Regions from separate parts of the Mus musculus genome. Here region 2 is linked to region 1. The links are chromatin loops, found by intact Hi-C in ENCODE. Cell type or tissue: heart. All regions are shown on one strand. Links, peaks and the distances in the headings refer to the core of each region. The heading gives the core; the rest is flanking DNA. Region 1 holds the start of Cdca2 (cell division cycle associated 2). Region 2 overlaps Dpysl2 (dihydropyrimidinase-like 2).

Region 1 (10,530 bases), core at 1,042-9,041:
TGCAATCTTCTATATACATCAAATATATTAAAGAACAAACAACCTGAAAGAACATAAAGCTCTTACTAAAGGTCAGATTCCATGAGTCATATTTTCACCTCTAATAATATAGTGAGTTCAAGTCTGAATATATGATACCAACAACATAGTTCTGACCTAATACCAAGTTAGAAGAAAAGTGATTTCCTGGACTAAGAATGCAAACATCAGTCCAGAACACAGGTATTTCCTTGCCTACTGTGTCTGTAGTATTTGGCATGGAGGTCCACACACACACAGTACTTCTTAAGTGGTAGCTGAATGAATACTGCATACAAAAAGCCTATAATTTGCCCAACTCATTATTGATGGCACCAAAACAAGGTTGCTCAGAACCACACGTTTTATTTAGATGTCTGGATCTTTATTATATATTCTTAATACTAACATTTACAGGGACTATTAAAGAGATTAAAGGAAACTGGAAGGCATATAGAGAAAAGATGAAAGACATAGCTGACCTTTCTGGAGCCAATATCAGCTCCCTCCTCCCCCATAATTCAAGCACATCAAATGTTTTGGGAGTATAATCTTCAAAAGCCCATCAGTAGAATGTTTCTGGGCTTGAGGTCAATCAATTGTATATTTATTTAATTGTAAACTGTGTGCCACCATCAGGAATGGTCTCCTAAATAATATGAGGACTTTTATTTACTCAGACTACAAACTGGCCAGCAAGAATCTTTTAAATATTTATCATTAAATTTAGTGAGATTCTGCTAAATATAAGATTTCCTTTAAACAATGAAGGTTTTCATTCTTTTCCATGGGTGTGTTTGACTGTGTGTAGGCACATGTGTGTGTTCGTGTGCATGAACCTGTGTGCACATTCATGTTGAAGCCCAAGGTTGATTTGAAGAGCCTTCTTCCATTGTTCTGTACCTTATTCACTGAGGCAGTTTCTCCACTCATCCCGGAGTTGCCAACATGGTCAGCATAGAGAGCAGCTTCTTCCTGGGACCCCTCATCTTTGCCTTCAGGGCCTGGGGTTACAGGTGGACTGCTGCATATATCTACCCAATATTTGCTTTTTAGGATCCCAACTCCGCTCCTCACACTTGCGGCCTATGCAGTACTATTAACCCCTGAGTCCTCTCCAGAATCCCAAAGGTTTTTAAAAACTAAGGCGAAGGAAAAAAAAAAAATCCAAGACCTTTGCCTGCATGTACAGGAAAAGACTTTTCATGTCTTGGTCATGGCCTGTCATGACGAGGATGACCTCAGCAGACCACGGGCTAATAGTTCAAAGAACAATATACCCGAAGGAAGAAGCTGATTATAGCAGTTATTAAGCAAAGACTTTTCTTAAAACATGCCATTCGTTGGCTTGTGAGATCCTTTTATTTTTTAACTTTACTGCTGATGCTAGGAAAAGCAGCAGCTTTGCCGCTTTCTCAGGGTTTACTGTGCTTGCATAATTAATACCGGCTTCAATCTGCAGTTTCTTTGAGGTTTTAAAGTCACTTAGCACTTAGTTGATGGCTAATTTAATTAAGACTCCCTGATGTAAACTTCTATACTTACAGGCTTCTTCTATACATTGTATGTCAACGAGAACCAACTGCTAAGTAAGCTGTTGGCTATCGACCTATTTACATCTGGAGACCTCTGTTGTGGAAGAAAACAAGACCAGCTTGACAAGTTCAGTAACTAGAGGCTCCCATGCTTTTCCAGATTAGAAAAGCCAAGTTGTTGTTGTTTTTTAAAATTATTTTGTTTTCAAATTAAAAAAAAAACCAACAACACACACACTCCTCCATAAAGCCCCAAGGGTCATCTTACACCTTCCACGGTATTCTCATTTCATTTAGAAAATATCAGCTCTTTCATCAACATTAAAAGCACGAATCAGTTACACAAATCAAAAGTGCATGTTGGTAACTTGATGTATGGTGATGAAATCTGTGCCTTTCTATATCACAGCCCATAGCCCAAAGGCCACAAAGCCAAGCATTCAAAAAACTTATTCTCCTGACTAGGGCATTAAAAATAGACACCAGGTAAGTAAAGAGACAAGCTAAATGATATATTCTACTTTAGAGACAGGAAACCAAACTATCTCAGAGTAGCACTGCATTTGGGAATATTTTAACGAGCGTCCATGTCATGTTTATGCCAGTCCTGATTAGATATAGGGACTATGCATACACTACATATCCACATACATAAATGCAGGTGGTATGTATTGTGATCTTTTCAAATAAAAGTCATTTTAGTATTATTTCCACCTTCTGAAAGGAGAGGAAACAGCCTTGCAACATGTTCTCTAGCTTAGGACATGGTGGGACATAGTTTTTTTAAAAATATTAAATGTTAATATTCTTCGGCTCAGTCCTATGATCATTGTAATGCATATGTGCCCATACTCATTTGAGAAGTACTTTCCCCAATCTTCGGAGATTCTCAACATTTTTTTACTAAGTAAATAAAATTAACCTGGAAACTCACAGACAAAACCAAAGTTTTTAAAAATTTAAATAATATACCCAGAGCAAGCCACTCAGTTTTACAGTGACAATAGCATACAGTGAACTCAGAAGAGATTTAGAGCAGAGCTGAGCACTTATGAGGAACTCTGATCACTTCGACTTCAGGGAGTCACACAAGAGTCGACACTGGTGAAAAGTGCTTATCAATACGACTGTTAACACTGGGCACACTAAATCTCTCAATAAAAACCGACACAGTCTACTAGCCAACTACAGCGTGGCCCAGGAACAGCTGATGATCAGAAGTGACAGCCTTTTTAGCCTGTATTTCTGAAGCACTGGCTGAGCTTATGTGGCTACTATTTTTGTGTGAATATCCAATCTTTAAGAAAATAAAATCGCAGAGCACAAACCCCACTGTGGATCAGATTTCCAGAATCTGTTTATTCAAAACTGCAGAGTGGTTGAAGGACATCGCTCCCCTACCCCTCATCACCCCCTTCCCCCGCACCACTTTAATGCCCTTGAATAGTTAGTTCTGCTATGTATACGCGGGGCAATCAGAGTATTCTGGTCAATTACAGAGTGGAGCCAATGTACCTTGAACTGAAACTTTAAAAGGGTTCATTACTTTTGAGACTTTAATCAGGCTTAGGTATGTGTGGGGCAGTCATTTAACCACACATTACTAGTCCGCCAGAAACAGCCAACATTTTCCAAAGAATAACTTTCAAGGGTGGGGCAAGAGGCAGCTGCAACATCGGAAAAATATTTAGCACCACGCCCTCCACAGAGGCCTAAATGCAGCTAAGGCTACTGTCAAATCAAGTCATTCCGAAGGTCTGCTGTCACTGTCCTCTAAGGAATCAAAAACAAGGCGGCACAGTAAAACATGTATAAAAGTTTGCACGGTGGCGGGGCAAGGGGCCCGGGGCACCTTGAGAGAGAAGGAAAGTGGTTCAGACCAGGTCCACATTCTGAGGATGTCACTCGACTGTCCCCTGGAGTTTTCTTCTCCCGACCTGGCCAGGGTCACCCGCCTCCATGATCACTGCCTCCTCCCCGGGCAGAGCATTACTCAGCACCGATAAGGACAGGAAGGCGCAGCGGGAAGGTGGGAGGGGACCTCGGCCAGCTGCTCAGGTGACAGTGGCGCCTCGGAGCCCCGCCGGCAGAGCAGCCCCGGGCTGTCGGAGGCTGCGGGGGTCCCCGGGTCGCGCCCCCGCTACCGCTTACCTTGCCGTTGCTCGGGCTGCCGTTCAAGAACAGCGTGACCCGCCGCATCGCGCCGCCCGCGCCGGGTCCTGAGGGAGCCGCCACCCTCGCTCCCGGCCCGCCACCCGCCGCGCTCCGCGCCCGCGAGACCCCTCCCGCCTCCCACCCGGACTCTCCGCCCTTCGCCACCTTCCTGGTCGGCCCCACACTCCTCACGCACGCACCCTCAGTCCCACACCCCGGGGTTGGCCGATCCTCCTTCCCACCCCGCCCCTAGGCTCCTCAGCCTGCTAGCGGCCCTTCCCCCCAACCGCGCCCAGACCGACGCTGAGCTGCGCCAATCAACACGCTGTACCGGCCAGTATTTAGCCAATCAGAGTCCGGCTGGGGGGTGGGCTCAGAGTAACACTAGACGGCGGTGGAAGGAAAGAGAGGCTGAGGGCTGGTTGACGGAATGGAGTATCAGCGAATCAGAGAAGAACCTACTGGGCAAAGGGCCGCTCTAAGCGTTACTGAGCAGGCGCACGTTGGAGTGTAGGAGTGCTCATTTGCATAAAGAGACTGGGTCTAAGGAAGAGGCGGGACGCCGAAGTCCCATAGACCAATCAGCTCCTCGCTAGGCTTTTGCCCCTTCTACTGTACCCACCCACCGAGGTAACGGTTGGTATCGGGATTGGCTAATAGGGTAAACTAGCCATCCGGCGGTTCTGTCTCGATTGGTCTAGTGATTCATTTTCGAAGTTTCCAGCAGCCAATCCAAGGTTTGGGGTGGCATTTGAAGTGTTGCTCCGCGGAACTCACTGGTAGACCCCAGGACACCTTTTTGCTGCAGCTCTGTCTCGCCAGGGTCATTTAGGGCTGGCCGTGTTTTTTCCGGGATCCACGGAGGTCTCCCTGCGCCGTTCGAAAGCACGAGGGTGAGGCCCGGAGGGAGCGGTACCCACGTCACACGTGGTCCACGGCTCGTGGGTATCCCTCCGCGGGGGCGTGGCCGCGGTTTGAATTTGCTGGCGGGCAAGTGAAGCTTGACCGCTTCGGCCGGACGTGGTGTGTCTGGTGTGCAGCGGCCGGCAGGAGGCCAGCCCGGCTCCCTTCCCCGGCCTCTGGTGCTCTCTGAAACGGAGCCTCCGCGACGCTTGTCGTAGTCGTCCGAGGGAACGCGCAGGGTCCTGGGCGGGAGAGGTAGGCCTGCTATCCGGCCGGGGTTCAGGGATGCAAAGCCCTGATAAATCAGTTCGGTCCGCTTTGTTTAGTCAATAGTACCTCCCGCCGTTTCTTTAATCAGAACGCCCCAGCCTGTGGTCCCCTGGTATTGATTGCCTTAGAGTTCTGTCACATTGTTTTTGGCTTATAGTGAGGTTATTTTTCACATTTTTTTCTCTAACTTCCTCATCTTTTAGATGGATGCGAGTTCACACGACAAGCCTCTCTCTGAATCCAAGGAGTGTGTCCTTAATAATTCTGGTATGTGGTGACCTGTTGCCCTCGTTAGATGGAAGATTTGAGTGTTTTGATGTATTAACACCCCCAATGTGCTGTCCGTTTTCAGAAAATGACGTTTTTAGATTGGGAACTGAACCGTTTGTGACTCCTCAGAAGCATGTAGCAGATGCGACTCCTAATCTTTGCACCCCTGATACCTTTAAGTCACCTTTGGACTTCACCACAGTAACCGTAGAGCAGTTGGGAATTACACCTGAAAGCTTTGTTAAGACCTCTTCCGGTAAGAGAAGTTCTTGGATTGCATAGTTTTTTTTTTCAAATTTAACAGTAACTGTAGTAGGCCCCAATTATACATGTCTGTACTGCCTGACACTCCTTCTGTGTGTATTTATGCTGACCCTGCAGACTTGCTTGTTCGGCACAGCTCAGCAAATAGAGCAATGTTTCTGAATCAGTTGTGCTTTGTGTGCACCCTAGAAAACAGTGTGTATGAAAATCAGAGGGCATTGAAAGGTAGTTGAGAACCGGTAAAAGTGACAAGGCCGTGTGCCTCATTCAAAAATCCCAAACAGAAAATTGACCCAGATAATGATTTTCTTTAGCTTCAGGAATGAAATTCCCAATGGAGAAGTAAATCTAGGGCTAGGGTTCTTTTGGGTTGTAGAATAGCAATTATAAAGAAGGATAACGAGACTGGAAGCCAATCACACCGTGAGCTAGGCGAAGCCAGAGTGACACTCATTCTCTACCGCTCAGAATTATCACATAAAAGACTGGGTCCGTTTTCGTGTGCTTAGGTGTGAGCAGAATTCAGGGTGGCGTGCTGAGGGTGAAGAAGTAGCTTATTCCAGAGTAGAAGAATTTTGAAAAAAATAAGAGCAGGGTATAGCTGGGTCTCACCAGCCCTAACCCACATCGGGACTCTGTTCCAAGGGCCACCATGAGTTTTTAGGACTGAAACTATGAATTTATAAATTAGCCACAGTAAGAGATGTGGCCTACTCATCTGTGGACAGGCTCTCAGAAGCACACCCTCTCCGAGATGCCCTCAAGCTAGATGCGTTTAGAATCAAGCTTAACCGTTGCAAACTATTCTCTCTCTACTTAGATCCCTTATGGGCCCTTACAGGAAGCACTTCTAAGCTTAGCTGAATTGCTAGCCTCACTGCTCTTGAGGCCAAAGTAAAATATTTCGAGGGAGTGACTAAGTGTGCAGCATGCCCAGCATAAGTACTGTACTCAGAGGACGATTCATGTCCTGGGCTGGATGTTGTTAGACAGTGGCTGTGCACTGCTTGCAATGGTATGCTTCCAGTTCGTAGATCGCTTTAAACTGTTCCCATGTGATAGTTTCAGAGCTTGGATGGCTACAGTGAGCAAAGCCACAGCATACTGTAGTTTCAACTGTGCATGGTTGTACCTATAAACAAGGAGAGATTCTTAGCTTCAAGCTGTTACCTCTGACTTCTCTGTATCGGGGATATGGGGCACAAGTGAAGACGAAGTAACTGCTTGTGGCCTTCTGTGTGCCAAGTGCTGATCTAGAAACACGAATTGGGGGTCAAGTGGCAGTCAGTCCAGATGTTTCTACATGAACTGCCCTGCCAGTAGTTCTTAGTTCTCTGTGACAAGTGCAGACTCTGTTTTCTCACTTGTGGTGACCCGTCGCCAGCACAAGCCCCAGCTTCTGACCATTGCCATGTTCCGTTCTGACTTGCAGGAAAGTCAACATCTTCCCTTCAGAAGGCCAGGCGCCGCTCCACTGTTGGTGTGCGGGGCTCTCCAGAAACCAATTGCCTGATCCGATTCATTGCCCAGCAGCGAAACCTAAAGAAGGCTGTGCTCTCTCCGTTGGCACGAGAGCCCCACTTCGAGGTATGCTTCCTCTGGCCTGGTGTGCGCGCTCGTGGGTCTTGTGAAGGAAATGGTTTTACTCTGCTCAAGGGTTCTGCTTTCCCCCCCTGGGGGGGACTACTTTCCCTGTCTGGCAGGGACTGCAGGTAACTTGCTTGCTGGGTGTGTGGCTATAATAAGATTTAGCAGGCCTTTACAGAAATGACTTTCCGGAGGGGCTTTCTGTTTTGTAAAATTTTCATAGAATGGGGAAAGCTCCCCTCCCCGGGGTATTTTTCTTCTTGAGGCTTTTCTCTATTTGCAGTGTTTTCATAACTACTGGCTGGGCAGAGGAGAAAAGGAAACAAACGGCTTGTCTTCTGGTGCATTCAGCTCCTGTTTTTCAGATGTTATCAAACTCATGCGTGCCCTAGCAGGCGAAATAGTTAAAGACTTACAGGCCCCACTGCTCAGAGGGAACTATCGGGACACTGGCCTTCTTACTCTAGAGCCATTCACTTGTATTGTTTCCACTTCCTCCTCCTGCTTTGCAATGTGGTCTGTGCAATCTCCTGCTCGGTAATAAAACAAAACCTTGGGGTTTTCTTGAGTCCCTTTTGGAAGGTCAAACTGCTCTTTTAATTTTACTAAATACTAGGCAGGCATTCAGGGAAAATAGTTTTAGTTTCTCAAATGTCTTTGAAGCATTAAAAATGATGAACTTCACTGCTATATCCCATTCCTCAATTATTGTATGGAATGAAGTGAAAAGTCTGCATCAAGCATTTCAGAAGTTTCTAGGAATGTGTGTGATTGAGTTGTGTGGCTGACCTGGCTGCTTTTTCACAGAACATCATTTTCACTTGATGGAGCAACTGATAGAAAAATTGTGCTTTGCCAGGCTTATGAATTACATAGACAGTGAATGTACCACAGAAATTGAACGATGGCTTACCAGTATGGAGGGTTGCATTTTTAAGAGAAAATTAAGATTTTAGAAAACATGTATTGGGGAAGAGGGGGCGGTGTTTCTGTGCTCCCAGGTATCTGCAGGGTGTCTCTACACCCAGTTTAGCCCGTATAGCTCCCAAATAAAAGACACAGACACCTGGTATTTTTATTAACAAGCTGTAAGCCCACACTGAGCAGGCTCTGAAGTTCTAACCTACATCCCAGCTGCAGGCCCTATGTCACTTGCAGTTTGAGTCTAGCCTGCCTTGCTCTGCCCTGTGTGTGTCCTCGAGTTGAACCCTCCTGGTGACCTCACATGGTTTCTCAATGCCTTTTCTCCTCGTGGTCCTTCCTCTCTTCCTGGACCCTCACCTGCCTGAGGCCAACGCTTTCTCTCGGCAGCTCTCCCTTTGGCCCCTGGCTAGGATGGGGGCTCCAGCCTTTTATTAGCCCAGGGTCACTGGGGAGCGTGCTTTACATGTAGGAGCGTGCTTTGATATAGGAGGCTCTTGAGGATTCAGCACAGCGCCTGTGTTCTCCCTGTAACTAGTTCTCAGGACACAGAAACCAGCATCTTTATGCACAGAGCACGAGACCTGCTCCAGCGCGTACCCACAACTGTGCACTCGACAACTTCCTGAGTGATCAGTGGGTATACTGTAAAATACTTTGATATTGCCTAAAATGAGCCACTTTTTAGGAAATGTGAATAGCACGAAAGTGAGTATTTCCCAAATGATCAGTGCCTGTGGTTACAAAACCTAATAGGTAAAAGATGTCCCACATTGCAGTGTAGGCTGATAGATTCATTTTTGTGTATGTGGGTCCGAGTGCAGATGTGCGGATATCGGGTAGCTCCACTTTGTTTTTGAGGTAGACTCTTTACTAAACCTGAGGCTTGCCATCTTGGTTACACAGGCTAGCCAGCAGGTCTCTAGAATATGCTTGTATGACCCCCTTCAGCTCTGGGGTTATAGACATGTGCTGTCATCCCTAGCTTTGCATGTGGGTAGGGTGTCTGAACTCAGGGCCTCGTGCCTGTGTTGCAAGCGCTTTACTCACTGAACCAGCTCCCTATCCCCCGATTTTCTCTATTTGAAGACGTTATTTGAAAAATAAAATGAATGCTTGTGTACCACATGTGTGTAGTGCCAAAAAAAGTCAGGAAAGGGAATCAAAGCACTTGCAACTGGAGTGATAGGGTGTGAGGTCTGTCTGCCATTAAGTGCCAGGCACTTCTGCAAGGGCAGCCAGTACTGCACCATCTCTCTAGCACCCCTGCGTGTCTTAATAACAGATTCTGTTACCGTTTGCTTCTGTGCTGGCTGTCAGCTTCCCACAATGGAAAGTGCAGGAGTGGCCCCCTTTCTGCTCGTGCTTCCCTTTCTCTCCAGCTCCCAGTCGCTTGGTTATATTAGCATCTACTCGGCTGTATTATTATGGCCCTGTGCTATTTTGAGCTGGATTTTCTTTTGCAGTTAGCTTACGCTCTTTTCCTTTGGGGTACTGATCACTGTTCTCCATCTCTGGGTTTGTTACTTTTTGTTGCTCTGGTAAACTACCATGATCAAGGCAGCTTAAGGAAAAGGGGGTTTATTTTAGCTTAGGATTCCAGAGAGTGAGTCCATAATGGGGGAGTCATAGTGGCTAAGTGATCATATTTTTATTCACATATAGAGGACAGAGAAGGCAAACTTGAACCTGGGAAGGCTCTAAGCTCTCAAAGCTGCTTCAACTCCTGTCCTTCACAGCAGGGTTGCACCTCCTAAAAGTTCCTAAGTTCTCCAAACTGTGCCACCAGCTGGGGACCAAGTTCAAATACCTAAGCCAGTGGGAAACGTTTCTCATTCAAATCACCACATTGCTTTTCAATGCCCCATCTCTGCCAGACTACATCTACCTGTCTGCTTGGAGTCATCCCATTTCCCTCCTTGCCATCCTTTCCTTTTGTGGGGATACCCAAGACAAAGTTGAAGATCGTTTGGGCTTGTTTGGAACCCAGCCCTCCTGCCTCAAACTCACAGTTGCTGTGATGACAGGCATATGCCACCATGCCCAGTTCCCTGCCATTCTCTTGCTCTTGCCAGCCACTATATCCTTGCTTGGCCTTCCAGTGGCTTTGGCTGTGTTTGGTAGCATTGAGAGAGACACTTTCTCATTTGGATCACAGGATTGCACAGTGGTCCAGATTTCTTCTTGTGTCACTGGTTATTTCGGTTTCGTTCACTGATTCCTCCCAGTTTTTCCCCTCAGAAGTGCTGGTGTGCCAAGATGTCTCCTGCTCTTTGCTTTGAGGACCATCTATGTGCTGATGATTCTAAAATGTCTGCAGCCCAGAGGTCCCTAGAGCTCCAGCCCTAGACAGCCGCTGCCTGTGTACTGAGTGAAGTGTTTCAAGCATACTCTAGCTCATACTCTAGTTATCGCTCTTTTTGCTGTCACAAAACACATGGGAGAAACTGCTTAAGAATTGAGGTTTTTTTCTGGTTCCCAGTTTTAGAGTACAATCCATCCTAATCGTAATGGCATGGTGGAGGTCACTTGAGGTCACATTGTATCCACAGTCAGGGAACAAGAGAGTGTGGACCCTAGTGCTCCACTCTTTTTCTCTTGTACAGTC
Region 2 (10,530 bases), core at 1,612-9,611, 860 kb after region 1:
AATTAATTATTTTTTAAAAGATGAGGTTTAGCCAAATATAATTTCAGAAGGATTGTCTTCCTTTGCTGGGGTGTTCTGTAATGCCCCTTTTGTTTTGGACTCTAAGGCGTTCTTTAAAAGGTGGTTGTTTGTCAGGGGTGAGCGCTGTCAGTGCCTTCTGATGAATCAGGCAATGAACGGCTTGTCTAGCGTAGGTTCACCTTGGTTAAGGTACCTTCCAAAATCTCCTGGCTTTGAGCATCACTCTTGAATGGTAAAAAGCATGCCCTTCACCTCCCTTTCCTCGGGACTGATTGATGCTTCTCCTGCGGCAGTTATGTGTTGTGACTTGGTTCCCCTCTCTGTTACAGAGCGATCGTCTTCTGATCAAAGGTGGCAAGATTGTGAATGATGACCAGTCCTTCTATGCAGACATATACATGGAAGATGGGTTGATCAAGTAAGTACGATTCATTGCTATGTGGAGGTGTGTGTATGTGTGTGTGTGTGTGTGTGTGTGTGTGTGTGTGTATGTATGTGTATATATACATGCATTCCCCCCCCCCCTTCCCAGTGTTCCTAAGCTTCCACTTCTTTCATGTAGTAGTCTCAAGCTTTAATGACTCCAAGAGTCACTGAGCTTGGGCTGGGAATGTTGTAACATTGGTAGAATGTGCATCTGGCATCAGTCAGGCACTGCCAAGAACCAAAAAGTGACCAATTTAGCATATTTTAAGCTTGTTTTTATTGGTGGTAATTAATAAATTTGGAGATTCAGATTCGGGGAATTCGAAGTCACAGCACACACAAACACCCATGTATTATGTAATCTACTATTTTTAACAGAGGTGACCCAGCGTCCCCCTGTTGCCAGTTCATATACTTGGTTTGTGATAGGCTACACTGCAGTTATTTGGGATGGAGTACTCAGGCATAGGACATAAATGTGGAATGCAGCTGCAGCCTGTCCTGTTAAGATGTGTATCTGCTTGCTTAGTCAGGAAGGGCCACAGGACACTGAGTTAATTACCAGCACCTCAGACAAATGACTGCCTAATCTTAGAAGGATTTTAGATTTCATTTCTTTATTTGTTTAAAAAAATTTCTTGTAGATTTATTTCATGTATATGAATATGTTGCTTCTGTGTATGTATGTGCACCATGGGTGTGCCTGTTGTGCCCTTGAAAGTCAGAAGAGGGCATTGGATCCTGTGAAACAGGATGGTTGTGAGCCACCTTGTGGGTGTGGGGAATTGAACCTATGTCCTTTGGAAGAGAAGCAAGTGATCTTAATCCTTGAGCCATCTCTCCGGCCCTAAGGTTCAATTCTTGAAGTGGTTCCTAGCACAGATAAGACCACTCTGTGTTGCTTGTGCACTGGGTTCTGAGTTTGGGTATTTTGGGACTCTGGAGGGTTAATTGAACAGTGTACAACAATATCTTCATGCCTTTCCTCTGGGGACAGCTCACAGGCTCTGGAGAGAGAGAGAGCACATCTGCTCAAAGACAAACATCACAGGGAATGACATCTTGTAAATAAGCAGTGTTCATCAAACTCCAGCAGCAAGTGAGCCTGGAGAAGGGCGAGCTGGACAGGCTCTGATTGCTTGGAAGCTCATATCCTGACTTAGGAAGCCAAAATGGATCTTAGTGTTTCCATAGCTAATGCTTTCTCCATGTGTGTTTGTCTGTAACAGTCCCAGCTTTGAGCAATCACAGGCTATGACTTTCTTATTCCTTTGGCATCCCAGTCATAGGAGAGTGTGATGGGTCTGGCTGAAGGACACTGGCTTGGAATGGAACAGCCTGATGATACTATTTTTAGGATAGTTCACTTGTCTGAGAAATTCAGCTCTTCCTTTATTCATTCTTCTTTTTAAAAATTGGTGGAAAGATGTAGTAAAATTAAAAAAAAAAATTTTTTTTTTTAATAGGATGAGGAGATCTTGTCTCAAGGATAAAACTCTACAGCCGGGTGTGGTAGCACACACTTTTCAATCCCACATCTTCGGAGGTATAGGCAGGCTGTTCTCTGAGTTTGAGATTAACTTGGTCTACATAGTGAGTTCTAGGGCAGCCAGGGCTCTGAGAGAGACACTATCTCAGATACAACACAACACACAAAAACCTCACAAACAGAAAGAGCCGCCACAAGCCCCCCTTCCCCCAGTGGGTATGATGAGCGTCCCCAGCACCGCCACCATGGATGTTTGTTTTCTTACCTTTATCTGAGTCCATGAGCACCTGCTTTCCACATTGTAGTTGCTGGAATTACAGTGTTTACTTTTTCCTTTTTTTTTTTTTTTTTGCTTTTGCTCTCTCTCTCTCTATCCACTCTACCACCTCCATTTTTCCCACATTGAAAAGGAAAAATAGGGCAAACAGATGTTGGGAGAGAGAGTCAGCTCTAGAGTGAGTTGTTATTGGAAAACTAGCCGAATGGGGGTTGTCGGGAGATGGCGGAGCGAATGTTATGCAAGTGTTTTGGGGCTTTGTCATTATTCAATCTTAGAGGTTTCTGATAACTTGGCATTGAATGGGGAATTTGCTGCCTCGTGTAAGTTACCGTTGGGTTTAGTCCAGGTGGGCTAGGAACTCACTCTGTAGCCAAGGCTGACCTTGAACTAGATATAATTCTCATGTCAGCCTTTCAAGCGCTGGGATTATATGAGCCCCTGTGCCTAGCTTCCTAGTTCATTCTGCATGAAGGTGAGAATGAGGATGAGGAGTGGGCGGGGGCTCCCATGAAAGATTAGAGTAACAACCCAAAAAGCACTCGTCGTGCAGGGAAGGTATGCTTACAGTTTAATGAAAACAGATTGTCAGATCCAATTTGGTTCCACATTTCCCTGGCACCTCTCTCTCACCAACTCTGCTTTCTTAGGCAAATAGGAGAAAACCTGATTGTACCAGGAGGGGTGAAGACCATCGAAGCCCACTCCAGAATGGTGATTCCCGGAGGGATTGACGTGCATACTCGCTTCCAGATGCCTGACCAGGGAATGACATCCGCTGATGACTTCTTCCAGGGAACCAAGGCGGCCCTGGCCGGGGGAACCACCATGATCAGTAAGACTTGGGCGCCATCAGTTTTAACCTGGATTCAGGGCAGTCTGAAAATGAGCCTGTGACACTAGAATCTTCCCTTGGGTGAACGGAGCAGAGGTTTGATCTACCCAATAAGGAGACCACAGAGAGTGAACTGTCTTTATTTCCTTAGCCTTACTTTCTCCTAAGCTTTGTTCCTGCAGTTGAACGTGATGGTGAGCTTCTACGAAAAGGTAGAGGATGAGAGGAGGCCTAGCTGCTTGATTGTCTTTGACACTTTTGTCCTCCTTGACCTCAAAATGTGTCTGGGTTATGAAAGTATGGCATTTGAAGTCATAAATATTAGATTATAAAACTTATAAGGATTCTTCTCAGAATGAAGATAGAATAGGGAAGAATTTTCTGTTTTTTTTTTTCTTTTGTTTGTTTGTTTTTTCTTTTTCTTTTTTTTTTTCAGACAAGGTCTTAAGTAGCCCAGGCTGGCCTCAATCCCTCTGTATTATACCTGAGGTTTGTTCCTGATCTTCATGTCCCTGCCTCCCAAATGCTGGGGTGATAGGCATATGCCACCACACTCAGACGCAATGGCGTGTTCGACTGAAACCTCTATTCCAATGACAGGGAGGTCCATCAAGGGAGTACTATTCTATTCTGCTCTGGACACTGAATGAGATGGGCTACTGTGCTGGGAACAAGACCCACTGATATGCTTTGTCTGTGAGATAGGAAAGCTGTAGGCACCCACAGTGGTGTGCTTTTATGGCGTCCCTCTCAGGGTTTTGTGTTCTTGATTCAACCAAGTCTAAAGTGTATTCGCCAGACAAGGCAGCTGTGTTCAGAGCTTGCTTGTGAGTGGTTTGAGTCCAGCAAGCCTTTTGACTGGTGGGCTGGGGGAGGTGAAGGAGCTGCACAGTGGCCTAGCAGAGTCCTTTGTTAGAAAGGGACGTTGTCCAAAGACGTCCAAAGAAAGAACTGACGTTGTCAGTTCTCTGTGTCATGGAGGGAAAGTTTAGCGGGGTTGGGACCAACACTGAAAGAGCCCCACAGTTTGTGCTTTTTGAGGCCTGTCTTCCTGGGTGTTTTTTCAGTGATGACTGTGGCTTTGGGGGTCTCATCATTTTCCTGAAACCAGAGGCGTAATGTCCTGTGGCTCCTGCATTTTAAATTAGAACCAGCTCCCTGTTGTTCCTATCATCCTGGTTTTCAGTCTGAAGTGTTGGGGACAGCCCTCTGTTCCCAGACAGATCCTCCAGGGGTGGTTCTTGCCGCTCTGCCTTGGGAGTGACGTTCTTGGGAGAGCCTTTCATGGATAGCCCCATCTTGGCTTGCTGGTCTCTTTGGCTTCTTGGCATCCCACTGACTGAGCGGTCACTTCCTGATCCCTCCCCATTTTTTTTTTCTGAGTGAACCAAAAGAAATCCAGACCACTCTAATATCAGATAGAAAGGCCAAATCAGGGTGGTAACCAGCCTTGAGTTGAAGTGGACACCAAGGAGGCCTGTGCTGTGGCCTCTGTGGATTAGCATTCCACAGACAACATTTTCCCAGGGAGTGGTCGGTTACAATAAGCATTGCCATGCCTCTGTGACAGGAAAGTACCCTTCACTAGGAATCAGGAGTCTAGGGATCTGGTCTCTTCTCAGCATGAACTTGCTGGGCATTAGATCTCATCTGTACAGTAAGTATTTACATAGCTAATACTTTCTTCTCATTCCCACACTTAACAATGCAATATATATATATATACACACACATATACACACACGCACACACACACATATATACATATACACACTCATATATACATATATGCAAATATATTTATATAAATATACTTATTTATATATAAGCTATATATAAATATATATAAACATAATTATGTATCTATTTTCCTGTAGCCACCTGTACTTTGTTCTGCAGGTGCAGAAGGGCTTGTTTCCTCTCAGACTTATTGGGAAGCCAGAGGAGGGCCTGGCATGCATTACCTATCACTTCCTCCTGTCTCTGCCATTGCTCCTTCACTCCTTGCACTTGGTCTGAGCTTCAGCTCCAGTCTGCTGGAACTTGTGCCTTCCCATCCCTCCCCTGCTGCAGGCCATATCCCTTCTTGCTACCCTGACGTCCCTTTGGCCGTCTCACTCCCTTACTCAGTACCTGTGGGCTTCTCATTCCTTCCCTGGGTGGAGGCACCGTCCCTTACGATGATCACTATGGGGAGAGGGCACAACAGCTGGCTCTGTCTTTTGGTATGGCATGTGATAGCGCCAGTTTGGGTTTAAGATGCAGTCCATTTGGCTTAATAGCAAGGGGGCTCGATGAACGAACAGATGAACGAACAACCTCATGGAACAAGGGCCAAGCCTATCTCTCAGCAGTAGAACTTGCATATTTGAGGTCCTGAGTTTGAATCACAGGTTGTAAAACCTGGGTAGAGCCACACCTTATGAAAGGTGGAAAGGGAAAGACAGAGGGTAATCAGGTGATATGGTGTGCTCCGAGCTGTCACACCCAGCCTCTGTCAAATTTTGTAGTTTGTGAAAAAATGCCAGTGACTCATGAAAAACTTCATCATGGTTGCTGATGAGGACAGGATACTCAGCAGCCCACTGCCTTTCCCCTGGAGAGGAGCTGTAATGTGCAGGTGAGAAATCGAGATTATTTCCCCTGTATTCTGCTTGCTGGGTGCACATACATTCTTCTTGGCTTAAGTGTGTGGCCAAAGCTTGCTCTGCAGGGCAGGGGCATAGCTTCAAGGAACTCAGGGCACACTTCTTTAAAGAGCCCCCTAGCTTCCTGGATACACATTGAGCCAGAAGGGAAGGCTTTGGGTGTTTTCAGTTGATGAGCCTCTGGCTGTTGTAGAAACGGCAGCTGGGTGAACTGCTACAAAGACTGCCCACCCCGTCTCCCTCTCCTCCTCTCACCTCCTCTAATCCCTGTCAGCTGCACAGGGGGGTGAATCTTCACCTCTCTCCTTGCTGGCTTTGGTTTTTCTGTCCCTGGAGGCTCTGTTTCCATCTGGCAAGGCTCTACTTGCTGAAGAAGATGCAGCCGAATGTTACAGTGTAAAGAAGGTGACATATCACCAGATTACTAGCAGAACATGTCATTACCATAAAGCCAAGCTCCTCTTGGGCTTTACACAATGGGACCTTTGTGAGGGACCCAGAGGAGGGTGGTAGGGTGCCCTTTGCCCTTTCTGTCCAGGGATGGGTGGGCAGAGACACCAGACATAATCAGCTGGTGGCATCCAGACTGGCCCCACAGTCGTGGTGGTTGGTGGCTGGAGGTGGCTGCTTGTGTGGGTGACTGGAATGCTGCTTTAGAGAAATGGGGATTGGTTCTACGACCCCCACAAGGATACTAAAATTTGAGAGCACGCAAGTCTCTTATGTAAGAATGGCATAGTATTTACATGTCTCCTACACACAACTTCCTGGAGACTTGGAATAACCTCTAAATTATTCCTAATGCCTGATAACAATATAAATGCTGGAGGAAATTGTTGTCCAGCTGTGTTATTTCAGGGTGTGTCCTAGTTTGCTTTCCTGTGGCTGTGATAAACACGATGACCAGAAGCATCTTGTGGAGGAAAGGGTTTAAGTCAACTTATGCTTCCAGGTCACAGTCCATCTTCGAGAGAAGTCAGGACAGCAACTCAAGCAGAAACTCTGGGGGAATACTGCTTACTGCTCCTTCTGCCTCGCGCTTAACTGACTTTCTTATACAGCCCAGGCCTGCCTGCTTAGGGATGGTGCTGCCCACAGTGGGCGGGGCCCTCTCACGTTGATCATTGGCCACAGGCCAATCTGATGGAGGCAATTCTCCAGTTGAGGTTCTGTCTCCCCAGGGGACTCTGTGTTGTCAAGTTTGCAACAAAATAACCAGCACAGGACTTGATGACAAGAAAAGTCCACACATGTTCAGTAAGATGAAATAAAAGGAAAAAAAAATGGACCCGGGATTAGTTGATTTATCAGATTTACTACGTGAATACAGAGCACAGTTGAGCTCTCCGAAGCCCGTGCTGGCTTCTCAGGACAAATCTCCAAGGACAGAAGTTACTGTGCTGACCTAAGTTCAAGGCTTTTCCTGGAGGTGTGGAACCTGGGCACAGTGCACCCCGGTGACTCCTCTGCTGTGTCTCCAGTGCCCAATTCCAGAGCACTGCCTCATGGTTACGCTGGCTTGGTTCCCAGAGTCTCCTTGGATCTTCAGGAGTTCTAGTGCATGTTGCTCTATTTCCACATTTGCTTTCTGTTCCTGTCGTTTGACCCCAGCCCTCTGTGGCTGGAATCTTTCTCTCCAGGCTTTGCTCTTGCTGTCTCTTTTCTCTGAATCCTTCAGTGGTCCCCTCAGAGAACACAACCCAAGTTATCTGCAATGTGGTGCTAACCTGCTACCCAGCCTCCACTCCCATGGTTTTTTTTTTTTTTTTTTTTTTTTTGGTTTTTCGAGACAGGCTTTCTCTGTATAGCCCTGGCTGTCCTGGATCTCCCGCTGTAGACCAGGCTGGCCTGGAACTCAGAAATCCACCTGCCTCTGCATCCCAAGTACTGGGATTAAAGGCAAGCATCACCACTGCCCGGCTCCCATTGACTTCTTGATTGTCCTCTCGTCTGCCTATGAGAATCCTTACTCCCTCTGAGGTTCAGCATCGGTGCCCTCTGCCTGCAGTCTATAACTTCTTTGAATCCTGGCAAAAGATGGGCTTTTATCTCATCCTTTGTGACACTTAGTTTCTTGTGGTGTGTCTTTTGAGACCTTTTGTTTTGTTTTCAAGTTTCCCACCCAACCAGTGTCAGTGCTAAGAGGGATGGATGAGAGCTGGCTGGCTAGCTGGCTGAATAAATAAAAGAAAACTCAAAGGAGCCTTGATTTGAGTGATGCTGTGTGACTGAGCCAGGTGTGTTTCAAAGACACCCGCCTGTCTTGTGCTCACTATGATGACAGAGGCTGCTCTAGCCACACAAACCACCCACCACCAATACCAGTGCCATGCTCAGCTCTGCCAGCAGTTGGGGAGAGCCCAGAGCTCAGGCGTGTAAGCCTGTGGTTGTGGACTAGGCAGGCTCTTTCCCTGACCTGTTCTTGGGTAAGTGCTCATGATGGTCTGCATAGCAAAGAGAGCTTGCTTTCTGAGGACTGTAGCTGTAGGAGAAGTCACATGACCCTAGAGACCCTGCTGGACCCTTTGGGCTTGTCCTAGGCCTCTTGGTGGATGGAGGAAACTTGAGAGGACGTGGCTCAGGAGTGCCACTGTGGTACATCCGTTGCTTGTCATTTGTTCATCCATGTGGCATTCGGGTTTGCTCCCCGCCAGTGGCAAGCCTACGTGTGAACACACAGTGTAAGCTGGCTGTGTCTGTAATAGATACTTTGATTATTCCCTTTGTAGGGCTCATTTGACTCTGGTTAGAAAGTGTTTAGAGAACACCCAACCACATCACACTGAAGTTTCCAAGTCCAGGACTAAAGTTGTCACCACAGAATCTGCCTGTGGTCTGATTTAGAAAAGCCACGCTATCCAATGGACTGTCCGAGTGGGTGCACCCTGCCCACCCCCACCCCCACCCCCCAGCTTCTTATCTCTCCCAAGCCTCACATGGATTAAGTCACACCATTCACCTAAGGACATGAAGGCCTTTTCTAGACCTGCTCAGGTGTCATTGGGTGGCTGGATTGGAAGGTTTTGTCCATGGCTGGGCCAATCACTTGCTATCTGTTGCTGAGGACAATAGGGAGACGTGTCCTGGAGGAGAGCAGAGGTCTTCCCAATGGTCCAGAAATCATGTCTGCAATGGATTCTCTCTTGAAGGAGCCCTGGCTGTCTCTCTTGTATCCTCTTTTTGAGCTGGCAGACATAGCCTTAAGGGTCAATCAATCCGGCTTAGGAAGGGATGGTCTCCATCTCCTGAAACGTCCCCCTCCTCCTGGATCCCAGTCTCTGCTCTGTTCCTGGGGCTTGACACAGACCTGGGAGAGTCTCAGCTCTGAGATGCTTCCAGAACTCCCCAGTTTTCCCCAGAGTTTTCAGACTGTTGGGAACTTTCCATCCGTCCCGTTAGTGAGAGTGAACTCCAGAAGAACAACAGCAGGAGAACAGCACTTCCTCTGGCTTCTGTATTGGTGACTTTTCAGTCACTATAATAAAATACCATGACCAGTGTAACGTACAGGAGGAACGGCTTATTTTGTTTTATGGGCCCAGAGAAATAAGCGTTCATTATAGCGGTGAGGCCTGGCAGCAAGCAAGCATGGTGGCAGGAGAAAGAAACTACTCAGCCATCAGCGCAAAGCAGAGAGCAAATGAAGTGGCCTGAGGATTTTAGAAGGGAGGGAGGGAAGGAGGGAAGGGGGGAGAGAAAGAGAGAAAGAGAGAGAGAGAGAGAGAGAGAGAGAGAGAGAGAGAGAGAGAGAGGGAGAGAGAGAGAAAGAGAGCTGCTCATGCAGGATACACACACACACACACACACACACACACACACAGACAATAAGTGGTACATAATACTTAAAAAACAAAACTGAGTGCCTTGGGGCATGGTGGGCCAGGAGATGTGTTGTTTTCCTCCTGGTTGATAGCTCTGTCCTAAGTCACTCCCTTACGGTTCTTTACCTCTTTGAGCAGCCAGTTTTTTTTTTTGTTTTGTTTTTTGTTTTGTTTTGTTTTGTTTTGTTTTTGTTTTTTCTACTTCTTCCCTTATTTCTTTGGGCTTTGAGGGCTCTGTCTCAGATTTGCTGCCGTTGTTGGGTGAAGCCACTCATTCAGATTCTTTGCCATTAGTCAGCCTCACTGCCGTGGTTAATGATAAAGGGGGATTCTGGGGAGTAGAGATTAGGGTTCTTTCTGGTTAACCCATTTGGGAGGCAGCCCTTTTACAATGTGACTGAATGTTCCCCTAATGATAGAGCGGATGCTGCCTGAAGTGGGGTCGTGGTGGCCCAGGCCTCTCCAGCAAAGAGAATTTTGCAGTGATCTCTGGACAAAATTAAAGAGTCTGACTGCACATTCAGACCCCCTGGGGAGTGGTTTTTTTTTTTTTTTAAATACTGCAGACACAGAATCTTCTGGTGAAGTGGACTGAATGAATATAAGTTCACACAGGTCTCTAGAAGCCAGAGGTTCCCTCTGGGCTCTGTTTCCTGCTCTGCCCTCTTCTCTTTGCAAGAGGAGGGGCTTCACTGCTATGGCCTGGTTGGGGGTGTGGCTTGCATAGCCAGTGCCTCAAGAATCTTGGGAAACAACTGGAAAGGAGCCTCCGGATTCAGTTTGCTGTCCTTGGTGTCTAAAAGGTTTCACTTGGCTCCTTCCCCAGCACTGGTTAGGATAGGGAGTGAGTGGGAAAGTGAGTGGGTGGGAACTGGGATAAGAGGAGCACGTGGCAGAAGTACCTTGGCTGGCTTGGTGACTGCCATCTCCAGCTCCGTGGGCCACCCGTTGTGCTGCGTTTCTGCAGTCTTAGATTGACTGAGTCGTGTTTATGACCTAGTCTCCCTCTAATG

The links. A loop is a pair of places that touch in the nucleus more often than their neighbours do. Peaks named below come from ENCODE experiments on the same cell type or tissue, not always from the same donor. Only the 100,000 strongest peaks of a DNase experiment are listed, where the experiment ranks them.
Region 2: it touches region 1 in a loop (3-fold over the local background); 7 of 42 quality-filtered maps call a loop at or near these places.

The regions. Positions count from the first base shown.
Region 1 is chr14:67,709,559-67,720,088 of GRCm38, reverse strand. Cdca2 (cell division cycle associated 2) reads left to right here and starts at 4,479. Exons shown (of 15, transcript NM_001110162.1): 1 at 4,479-4,865; 2 at 5,084-5,147; 3 at 5,233-5,406; 4 at 6,847-7,001. The coding sequence starts at 5,084. Kctd9 (potassium channel tetramerisation domain containing 9) reads right to left here and starts at 3,991. Exons shown (of 12, transcript NM_001111028.1): 1 at 3,705-3,991. The coding sequence starts at 3,752. In heart, for the core only: a CTCF peak has its summit at 4,746; a DNase peak (open chromatin) is centred at 4,178; H3K4me3 peaks cover 5,225 bases; H3K27ac peaks cover 4,503 bases.
Region 2 is chr14:66,854,991-66,865,520 of GRCm38, reverse strand. Dpysl2 (dihydropyrimidinase-like 2) reads left to right here. Exons shown (of 14, transcript NM_001378767.1): 2 at 351-439; 3 at 2,864-3,048. Among named protein-coding and RNA genes, the nearest start is that of Gm5464, 8.6 kb to the left of the region's middle. In heart, for the core only: a CTCF peak has its summit at 5,800; DNase peaks (open chromatin) are centred at 6,820, 7,200 and 9,050.